Regions from separate parts of the Homo sapiens genome. Here region 1 is linked to region 2. The links are chromatin loops, found by intact Hi-C in ENCODE. Cell type or tissue: IMR-90. All regions are shown on one strand. Each heading gives the region's core, and the rest is flanking DNA. Links, peaks and the distances in the headings are about the cores only. Region 1 holds the start of LOC107985004 (a long non-coding RNA gene). Region 2 overlaps GAS7 (growth arrest specific 7).

The links. A loop is a pair of places that touch in the nucleus more often than their neighbours do. Peaks named below come from ENCODE experiments on the same cell type or tissue, not always from the same donor. Only the 100,000 strongest peaks of a DNase experiment are listed, where the experiment ranks them.
Region 1: it touches region 2 in a loop (32-fold over the local background); 5 of 110 quality-filtered maps call a loop at or near these places.

The regions. Positions count from the first base shown.
Region 1 is chr17:10,290,828-10,296,204 of GRCh38, forward strand. LOC107985004 (a long non-coding RNA gene) reads left to right here and starts at 992. Exons shown (of 5, transcript XR_007065617.1): 1 at 992-1,086. RefSeq lists enhancers at 745-1,039, 1,291-2,490, 2,825-3,119. In IMR-90, for the core only: a CTCF peak has its summit at 5,083 (motif pointing right); no DNase peak of the experiment used is centred there.
Region 2 is chr17:9,921,843-9,927,219 of GRCh38, forward strand. GAS7 (growth arrest specific 7) reads right to left here. Exons shown (of 14, transcript NM_201433.2): 10 at 4,799-4,927; 11 at 3,634-3,757. Among named protein-coding and RNA genes, the nearest start is that of RCVRN, 19 kb to the left of the region's middle. RefSeq lists an enhancer at 3,215-4,141. In IMR-90, for the core only: a CTCF peak has its summit at 3,073 (motif pointing right); a DNase peak (open chromatin) is centred at 3,069.

The DNA.
Region 1 (5,377 bases), core at 258-5,257, 370 kb after region 2:
TCCATTTTGTTCCCCTGAATGTTGGCTTTTCTGACATGTCCATACATTTCACATGGTTATGATTAGTGTGAGTATATTAATGTAGACTTCTTTCATTTAACTTCTTTTAGCATGCGTTAATATATACATCTCAAGGCAGCCAAACGTTGGATGTGCTTTTGCCCTTTAACATGTACATAACCCTCCAAGTAATCCTAGAGTAGCATGGTGGTTGTAAACTCAGGCCCCATCACTTACTAGCTGCGCGACGCTGGGCAAATTCTTAACATCTCTGAGCACAACCTGTAAAATGAGGATAAAATAAGAACCCACAGCATAGAGTTTTTGTGAGAATTAAATAAGCTGAGGCATGCAAAAACTCCTAAAATAGCACCTAGCCCCTTATAAGCACCCAATTAACTTTAGCTGCTCTAATTATAATTATTACTAGTATATTCAGGCAGTCATCTGTTTCTAAGCATTTTAGGTTATTTGCAGTTTTTTTTTATTATAACAAAGTTGTTGTTAACCTTTATCCTTTCTGGTAGCCATGTAAGGATTGCCTTGTCTACTAGAAGATATTAAGATGATAATGACAATGCCAAGATAATCTGAGAAGAGAATGATTACAATCAGCAAAGGGCTCAGAAAGGAAGCATTTCCTAGGGAAGGGAGAGAGCAAGTGAGGCAGATCAGAATCGAACCAGTCGAGGGGGGCAGTTGATGGACGAGATGAATTTGGGATATCTTTCAGAGGAAGGCACTTCAAATTCTTGTTATTTATTTCACTATGGTGCTCTCTGTGATTGGAACAGCTTGATATAGTTTGGCTCTGTGTCCTCACCCAAATTTCATCTTGAATTGTACTCCCATAATTCCCACGTGTTGTGGGAGGGACCCGGTGGGAGAGAATTGGATCACGGGGGCAGGTTTCCCCCATACTGTTCTCGTGGTGGTGAATAAGTCTCACGAGATCTGACGCTTTTATCAGGGGTTTCCGCTTTTGCGTCTTCTTTCTCTCTTCGCCTGCTGCCGTCCATGTAAGATGGGACTTGCTCCTCCTTGCCTTCCACCATGATTGTGAGGCTTCCTCAGCCACGTGGAACTGTAAGTCCAATTAAGCCCCTTTCTTTTGTAAATTGCCCACTCTCGGGTATGTCTTTATCAGCAGCATGCAAACAGACTTAATACACAGCTCCTGGCACATCATAGGTCCTCTGTCAGCTCCTGGTTGAAAGTATGAGTTGTCTGCTAGCTTCAGCAGGAGCCGCCAACCTGCTGTGGGCGGCCCTGGGTCCGGATCCCAGCCATGTCCAGATTTTTAAAGTCCAGATGTTTTGTCTGGCGCCACTCGGATCTCTGCTTCCTGAGTCATGGGACGAGAAACTCCTGGCTGGGGGCAGTGGCTCTGAGCAATGGTCTCCTTCTCCTCCTGTCAGCAGTGAGAGGCCTCTCATGGAATTTGGGTCATGGGGGTGGGGGTGGGGAATGATATTCATTAAGAGAAGTTGGACTCTTAGCAGGAGTTGAAGGACGAGAGGTGTCTGCTGGGTCTGAGTGCCAGCTGGTTCAACAGCAAGGGAAGAAAGAGATATGGCCTGCATCTTAGAATCTTAGCAGCGCTGTCTCTTTCGTGGGAAAAAGACAAGTGAGGATAAGTACAGAAAAGGGGGAAGTGCCTACTGGCATTCTTAGATAGCTTATTTTGGGCGGGGGTGGAGGGCGTTTGCAGCCATCGTGTGGTTTTGTCTACACAGTAATCCAATGGGAAGGCATGACCAGCTGAAATTTAAAAGTGAGAAATAGACTCAGTGCAGTCTAGTGAGCCCTCATCATGGAATTCCTTGTCTCTTTCCACACTGTTTCTTCTGGGAATAGGAACTTGACCTAGTAGTGGGAGGGATAAGAAACACCCCTGTTGACTCTCAGTTCATGCAGTCTGGGTGGGGCTGGTTCCACCCAAAGCTTCAGAGGTGGGCTCATGAATCAGATATGATTCATGAAAGTACCACATCCTCCTACCAACTTCTGACCAGGTGCACATGACCATGCTAGGCAATTAGAGCCAATGAGAATCAGCCCTAGGGTTTTGCTGGAACTATCTTTAGGCTCCTAAGATTTTAAGATATAGGTTAGAGGCCTGGCCATTTTGTCATCCTAAAGGGGTCACCTTCTTGGGAATAAAGTTAATTTAGAGGAAAGCAGAACTGAGAGAAGGAAAGAGAGAAAGAATTAAGAAATCATTTTAAAACCCAGATCTCACCATGAATCCATGGATCCAGTCAGCCTGAAAATTGACTACCCTTGGAATTTTCATTTAGGTGAACCAATACATTTTCCTTTTTTTTCCCCCGGAAAGACTTGTAGCTGACTTTCTGTTACAGCTGAAGGAATTCTTATCATAGAGTATAGCAGTGAAGTTGAGACTTGGTCAGCAGAGTTTGTGCTTGTCTTTCTGCCTTCCCTCCCTTCCCTGCACTGTGCAGTATGTAAATCCCTAGTCCTGAGAAGATTTCTCAATTTGCTACCTTGTATAAGCTTACCTAGTTGGACTTGTGGTGGTTAGGAAGAGTGGGTGGCCCTACATATTCCAATATCTTTTAAAATTTTATTTATTTATTTATTTAGAAACAGAGTCTTACTCTGTCATCCAGGCTGGAGTGCAATGGCGCAATCTCTACTCACTGCAATCTCCGCCTCCCAGGTTCAAGTGATTCTCCTGCCTTAGGCTCCTGAGTAGCTGGGACTACAGGCGTGTGCCTCCACACCCGGCTAACTTTTGTATTTTTAGTAGAGATGTGGTTTCACCATGTTGGCCAGGCTGGTCTCGAACTCCTGACCTCAGGTGATCCACCTGCCTCGGCCTCCCAAAGTGCTGGGATTACAGGTGTGAGCCACTGCGCCCGGCCTCCAAGTTTTTTATATACAGAGCTGCAGTTGTGTTTTTACTAGGATTTCACTGGGTCCACTCAGTAATGTGCTGGTAAATGTTTAACAAAGAAAGGAAAAAAACCTGTTCTGTAGTGTTTGCCAATTTCTGTGGTGCAAATATTCCAGCCATGGCTAATCCCAAGCTAACAACATAACAACACTGAATGCAGAGATGGAAAGAGGTACAAAGAGCACATGATTAGATAGTATTTTCACCACACAGATTTAATAGTTGTAGGTAACTGCAAGAGATTATAGATACATTGTAGTAAATAATTAAGAAGTTGTAAGTTTTGACTATTTAGTACCTTTCTTATTAATATAATTTATTTAATTGTAAGTTACATAATTTAATTTTGATAGCATCTCTGTTTAACAACTGGCTCACAAAATTCCTGAAAATTTTATAATTGGCTCTTCCGAGCTGGAATGAGCTAGTTCTAGGCCACCACTGATCTCATCTAGTGCCCTGGTAGAAATGATTGCTTCTTCAAGAGTTAGGAGTGTAAGCTCTGGCTTGAATTAAAAAACAGACCTGAAAGTAATCTTGAAAGCTTGATTTTGGTAAAGGTCAGTACCAAGTTGAAGTGTGCAGTGAAACTGAATACATTACTGTCTACTGAATGGAATTTATGACCTGAAGATATTCACAAATAGCTGTGAGATAGCACTCTTACTTTGCATGGTCAGCTGGTCCTGCTCTGTAGAAGGGGCCATAAAGCAGTAAAATAGATGTGTAGGGCAGGAGTCCTGTATCAGGCAATTTGAACCTGCAGAAAACAGATAGCACATCTGTATTAGTCTGTTCCCCCACTGTTACAAAGAGCTACCTGAGACAAGGTAATTTATAAAGAGGTTTAGTTGGTTCATGTTTCTGCAGGCTGTACAGGTTCTGGGGAAGCCTCAGGAAACTTACAATCATGGCAGAAGGCAAGGGGAAGCAGGCAATGTCTTACATGGCTGAAGCAGGAGGAAAAGAGAGAAGTGGGAGGTGCTACCCATTTTTAAACAACCAGATCTCATGAGAACTCACTATCACAAGAACAGCAAGGGGGGAAAATCCACCCCCATAATCCAATCACCTCCCATCAGGTCCCTCCTCCAACATTGGGGATTACAATTTGACATGAGATTTGGGCGGGGACACAAATCCAAACCATGTCAACATCCAAATTAGCATAATATGAGGAGTGTTTGAGGAACAGACTCTCTACAAAGGTGTGGGCAGGTATAGAAAAACCACAGAGATACAGTAGAATTCCAGGTCTATTAACAGGGCTCCATTATCTTCCCTAGGCCTGCAAGGAGGTACAAGCTGGGGGTAAGAGGGACTCGGTTACCAGAACCTGGAGACAGAAGGGTTGGGGGACTGGGATACCTGACATGGAATGGGATTTTGGACTACAGGGAGAGACATGCGGAATAAATACTGCTCTCAATCTCCTCCTTCCCTCTGCTCTTCTAGCCCAGCTCCCCATTGGCTAGGCCCACCCAAAGGCCAGGGCAAGGGATCCCATTGATGTCAACCTCTTGGGGCATTGAGCACGTTGGAGAAAGGTGGAAAGGGTCTCACGGGTCAAATGGCACCTTGAGTATCCTGCCATGGAGTGCACATCCTGTCCTTTGTGTTGGGCTAGAAAAAGGGCCAGGGAACCTTGCTTTTGGAATTGCTATGGGCCACCTTCATCCCAGAAACATTTAGGGTCTGGTCACCTGTTCCTGCGAAGGGCAGGAGGCTATTTGTGTAGATATACTGCTTCTCCCCTGGGACCAACACTTCTCTTCCAGCCTGGCATGAGGAGCATGAGGTTTGGGGAGAGACCCTTGGCCATGTCGTACTCTTTACTGCCAAGGCCATCACTAGGGACCACTCTTTGTCTGTCCAGTGAGTCTTAGCCCCCTATCTCAAGATTCTGCAAGGTCCTTTTCTGTGGATACTCAGTTGAGGAAGCCCTGGTCTGGGAGCCAAAAGACCTGGGATATCTGATTCTGATGCTATATCTTGAGGGGTTACCAGATCATGTCACTAGTCTGGATTTTTGTCATTTGCAAAATCAGTGGGCTGTTCCAGATGAACATGATTCCCAGTGACACCTCTGACTCTGAAGAGCGAATCCAAGATTTTATGAGTTTCATCATCTCTAGGTCATTTGTGTAATGAAAAGCATGCCTTTCCACAGCCAGGAGGTGGCAGCAAAGCTCTGTTTTGAAGGGGGCGTTAGGCCAGGGTAGGTACTGCTCTCCAACTCCCTAGAGCTGAAAGTTCAGGTTTGGAGGCTCGGTTTTACTCCTGAATAACAACAACAACAACAACAGCATTATTATTTTCATTATTGTTAGTAAAACAGAAGCAACAATGCCATCTTCAATTTGGGCAATGCTGCATAGTTGAGGAAACATTTTTGTGCATCGCATAGGAACCTTTTAACAACTGCATCCTGTAGGTAGGTAATGCCAGGACTTTTAG
Region 2 (5,377 bases), core at 147-5,146:
CAGCTACTCGGGAGGCTGAGGCAGGAGAATGGCATGAACCAGGGAGGCGGAGCTTGCAGTGAGCAGAGATCGCACCACTGCACTCCAGCCTGGGCGACAGAGCAAGACTCCATCTCAAAAAAAAAAAAAAAAAAGCCTTTGTTGTCATCCCAGCTCAACTACTTATTAGCTATGTAATCGTAGACAAGTCGGTTATCCTGCGCTTGCCTCCGTGTCTTCATCTGTAAAATGGAGATAACGATTGTACCTTTACCAAGTTGTTATGAGGAATAAATATGTCAAAATATGTAAAGCACTTAGAATAGAGATGGGCGTAGAGAGCCAAATATTAATATGGGCTATGGTGGTGATGAAGATGATGATGATGATGATGATGATGATGATGATCCCTGAGGATCTGATGTCTTTCCTTCTAGTAGCCTTGGAAAAGATGAGGAAGAGGGAGGAAAGGAACAGAAGGAAAGAACAGGTGGCATTTCCTGAGCAACAGGCTGTCCAGCAAAATGGCGACAAGCAGAGTCTCTGGAATGAGAGGAGACTGAATTGTGGCTTCGCCGCTCCACCACTGTGGACCTCATGGAAGGTTCTCATTTTCTCTGCCATCAGTCTTCTCATTTGTAAAGGGTATAAAAATACCTCCCTGCAGGGGGACTGTGCTGATCAAAAGAGACAATGCTCTAAAGCATGGAGGCTGGCCACAGCGAGTGCTCAGAAGAGGCGGTATTTTTCAGAGTTAGGTCTAAGGACTGTCACTTTCGTCACAAAATAATTCCAAACTACAGGAATGAGAGACCGTATTATCTGATGACAATGCAATAAAACTATGTAAAAAAAAATAGCAAGATTAGAAAACAACAACAAAGCCCTTGCTTGTAAACATATAAAGATTTTCTTTGAAACAATTCTTGGTTCGAAGATCAAATGAAAACCCAAATAGCAAAACATAATGAAAATAGCAGAAATAAAACCACCACAAATAAGAACCTGTGGAATATGGTTAGACCACCAGTGTAAGGAAAAATAAATGTCTGGTGGGTTACATATTTCACTGTCTTTTTTTGTTTGTTTGTTTGTTTTGTTTTTTGAGACAGAGTCTCACTCTCTTGCCCAGGCTGGAGTGCAGTGCTGCGATCTCAGCTCACTGCAACCTCTGCCTTCTGGGTTCAAGCGATTCTCCTGCTTTGGCCTCCCAAGTAGCTTGGATTACAGGCACACACCACCACACCCAGCTAAGTTTTGTATTTTTAGTAGAGACGAGGTTTCACTATGTTGGCCAGGCTGGTCTTGAACTCCTGACCTCGTGATCTGCCCGCCTGGGCCTCCCAAAGTGCTGGGATTACAGGCGTGAGCCACCACGGCCGGCCTTCACTATTTTAAAAACAAAAACAAAAATAAACACCTGAAACAAAAAAAAAAAGTAAGAAAAAACCCTCTAGGTGATTAAAAAAAAAGATCTAAATCAGCTCCGAAATCTAGGCTTCTTATGGGAAATATCACTGTACAGAAAAACAGCAAGAAAAAATAGACAAACAAGCAAAAAAAAAAAATTACAAAGAACAAAACTAAAAGACAAATGACAATCTAGGAAAAATATCTGCAATTAAAATGAAAAACGATTCATCTCCCTGATAGATAAAGAATCTATGGTCAGTGGGGAAAGGATATGAGTTAATCAGTTCACAGAAAGTACAACAATGATTTATATGTATATTTTACATACTCAACCTGGGTTATGGAGAAAAGCAAATTAAAAACAAAATATCATTTTTCCCCACTCACTACCAATTTCAAATCTTGATAACACACAATGTTGATAAGCATTTAGAGAACAGGCATTATTCATAGATGCTGTTGATAGGTGCTCTCTCTGGAAAGCAATTTGGAAATATCCATCAAGACGAATAATACCCTTTGACTCAGCAACTATATTCTCTCTATATGCAGATCTGGTCTTAGGCACACACAAAGATGCAGGTACAATAACACAGCTTCACTGGCTGGCAAGCACTCTGAAACAATCTAAGAGTCCTAAACCTCAGTTAAGGGAATGATGAAACAAATTTGGGTACAATCATACAACTGGACACTGGCCAGCCATTAAAAAGTTTGATATGCATGAATGGATGGGCAAAAAGATTTACAGAAATGAAAAAGAGGTATTTCCAAGATATATTAAATAAGTTCAGAAGATAGATTGTATGATCAAATGTATATAAATTTAAATATTTAAAAATCAAAACACTAGGAAGAGATGGTGATTATTTCTGTGAATAGCATTTTATATTCTTGTCTGCTGATTAAAATATTTTGCCATGTACCAATACTGTTTTTGCAATATAATTGTTTTTTGAGGTAGAGTCTCTCTCTGTCACCCAGGCTGGAATGCAATGGTGTGATCATAGTTCACCGCAGCCTTAACCTCCTGGGTTCAAGCCATCCTCCACCTTAGCCTCCTGAGTAGCTGATTCTACAGGCATGCACCACCATGCCTAGCTAATTTTTTCAAATTTTTTTGTAGAGATGAGGTACTATGTTGCCCAGGCTGGTCTCGAACTCCTGGGCTCAACTGATCCTCCTGCCTCAGCCTCTCAGACTGCCGGATTACAGGTGTTAGCCACTGCACCTGGCCTATAAGTTATTTTTTTAATAACTTAATAATTTAAACAGATCTCTTCCCCTTCTGTGCCCCCCCTTCTCTCTACCAATAAATATACTGTGCCCTCTACTTCTTGATCCTGTAATTTATTATTGTGCATTATAAGATTTGTATAATAAACGTTATCCTTCTATTACATTATTTTTTATTGACTTATTTCTATCTTACCTTATTTTGAAATGTAAGGTGGCTGCTTTCTTCTATAATGAAGGAATTGTAACAGGTTCACCAGAAATTGAGGTGAAAGGGACCTACAGACCAAACTCTAATACTACGGCACACATTCTAATTCCAGAGGCAACATGCGTGTCCTCTCGTGCAGTGAAACGTGGCTTCCCTTAGATCTAGTTACCGAGGTTTTCACTGGTTCTACCAGGCCTTCTCTTCCTCTTTGTGTATTAGCTAACTTTGACCACTAGGTGGAAGCAGAAACCAACTCATTGGGAGACTATTCCCAAGAGACTGAAATCTGGTTATTTCTTTAAACAAAGTGTCAGCCTCTGTTCCCAGGGCAGGAGCCCATCCCCATAGGTGAACCTTCAGAGAGAGCATTGCTTCCTGGGGAAGTGGGCAGCTTGGGTGAGCTGTGTGCTTCTGTGGGCTCTGAACAGGGACAGGGCCCTGAGCTCTCAGTGCATGAAGGAGTTTGTCCACCTCCTGGTCAGAGATCTGGGGCTTGGGCGGAAAACAAAAAAAGCCACGACCAGGGAGAGAGTAAGGAGTCCAGCCTCTACCATGCCCCAGAACTAGCCCGGCCTGTGTCCTTCCTCTGACCCCCAAAGTCTCTTTCTTTGAGATCTCTGGGTGTGGGTCAGAGAGAAGGGAAGAGGGGGTACCTCCTGGCAAACAAGGGAAGTAATTTCCTCGCTGCAGTCTTGCAAAGGAGAGATGCACCCTCGCCAGTCACCTCATCTCCTAGCCCCGTGCCCTCTCCTTCTGTGTGCACTGACCAGGCCAGGCGGGTGCCCAGCACTTACCAGCCTGTGTGGACTTTCTCCGCGCCTTCTTGATGTCCTCCTCTGTCTTGTTGCTCAGCTTGATCTCCAGCTGCTGGGTCTTCATCTCCAGGTCTCTCTGCCGCTCTGTGAGGGCTTTCCGGGCCTGGGGTCCAAGGACACGGAGAAGCTGCTCATACAGCTCGGAGCCAGTGGGCCTCCTGGGCCACGCAGCCCAGCTTCCCTTTGGAGTCCTTTCGCCCCTTGTTTGTGTGGATGATGCCACAGTGGTCCAGAGAGGCCCAGCAGCCAGAGTGGCACCACCCAGCTAGGTAGAGGCTACAACCCAACTCTTTTCGTCCTTGCCTCTTCCAGTGACATCTGGACTCAGCCTACCTCAATCTCTCAAACCACGTTTTTTTCCCGATGGAGCCTGTACAAAGACTGGGGACCTAGGCAGTCCTAAAGTCACAGCCCCTCTGCTTGGAAGGGACCACAAAGGCCATCTGTGTCACCTCCCTGCAGCACTTAATAGGATGTAGCAACAGCCCTCCCGTTCTGGAGCTGGACAAGCCTCGGCCCTCTTGTTCCCCTCACTGTACTGCCTTTCCTCCAGGCCACCACTGGCATCTCTGTGGTCCTTGGGTGGCGGCAGTTGGCTGGGCCCAGGGTGTCCCAGCAGTTTGAGCCCCCTTCTCCTCTCTAAGGCACTGGGGACTGGGAATCAGTCCCTGGGGCACACTCTCTTCCCTCTAAGGCTGAACATCAGTTCCCTGGAGGTGAGACCACCCAGGACTCAGCCTCATCCCTGAGCAGGAAGGAGAGCAGGGAGGCGGTGACTGAGTCAGGACGACTCAGCCAGGTGAGGCTTAAACACGGGGCCCCACGTGAACCAGCAGCAGCACTGCTAGGCTCGGGGTTTAACTGGTCGCCAACAGCCACTCGACTGCCCACTGCAGCTGCAGCCTCTCCTCGCACCCCTGGCCCTCTGGGTGGTCATTCCAGCACCACAGGGAGGCAGCTCCTATCTGCCCTTGGATGGGTGGGGTGCTCTGGCGTAGGCACGAGGCTTGGACATCCCCCTATTCCCCTACCTGGGGACAAAGACTCAGCCTTGGCGTATGGAGCCACTGCTGGCTTCCCAGTCCCCCTTCTTCCAGGCAGTCCCCCATGCACCTGCCCTGGCCCAGCGTCCTGGGCCTCTCACCTTCTCCACCGAGGCATAGCGGCTGGCGAGCTGCTTGCGAAGGTCGGCAATGTGGTGGTCGCACTTCTTCATGTCTTTCTTGAAGTTCTCACGGAAGTTCATCAGGGGCTTCTCCACCTCGCTGTGAAGCTGTTGGGAGAGTAGAGACGCACACTCAGGACCCAGGGCATCAGCTGTAAGCCAGTGCAGGGAGGAGGGATGGGAGGGGCACCCCCACTTCCCCAGGCAAGTGAGGATGAGTCTGGGGTAGCGACCTGGCAGGAAGGTGAGAGACACCCCCTGACACGTGGCTGCCTATCAGGTCTCAGCTTAGGCAGGTCACCTTAGCTCAGGAGGCCCCCACACACGTCTACAGGATAAGTGGTTAGCAACTAGAGCCTTCTGATTTCCCCATCTGTTAACTACTTTTTTTCTGAGCTTCTGCAGCTTTTAAATTTTTAGAATTTTTTACTATTTATGGTTTATAATATGCTGTTTTGAAATATGTATATATTGTGGAATGGCTAAATCAAGTTAATAATCAATGGGCTGGGCACGGTGGCTCATGCCTGTAATCCCAGCACTTTGGGAGGCCAAGGC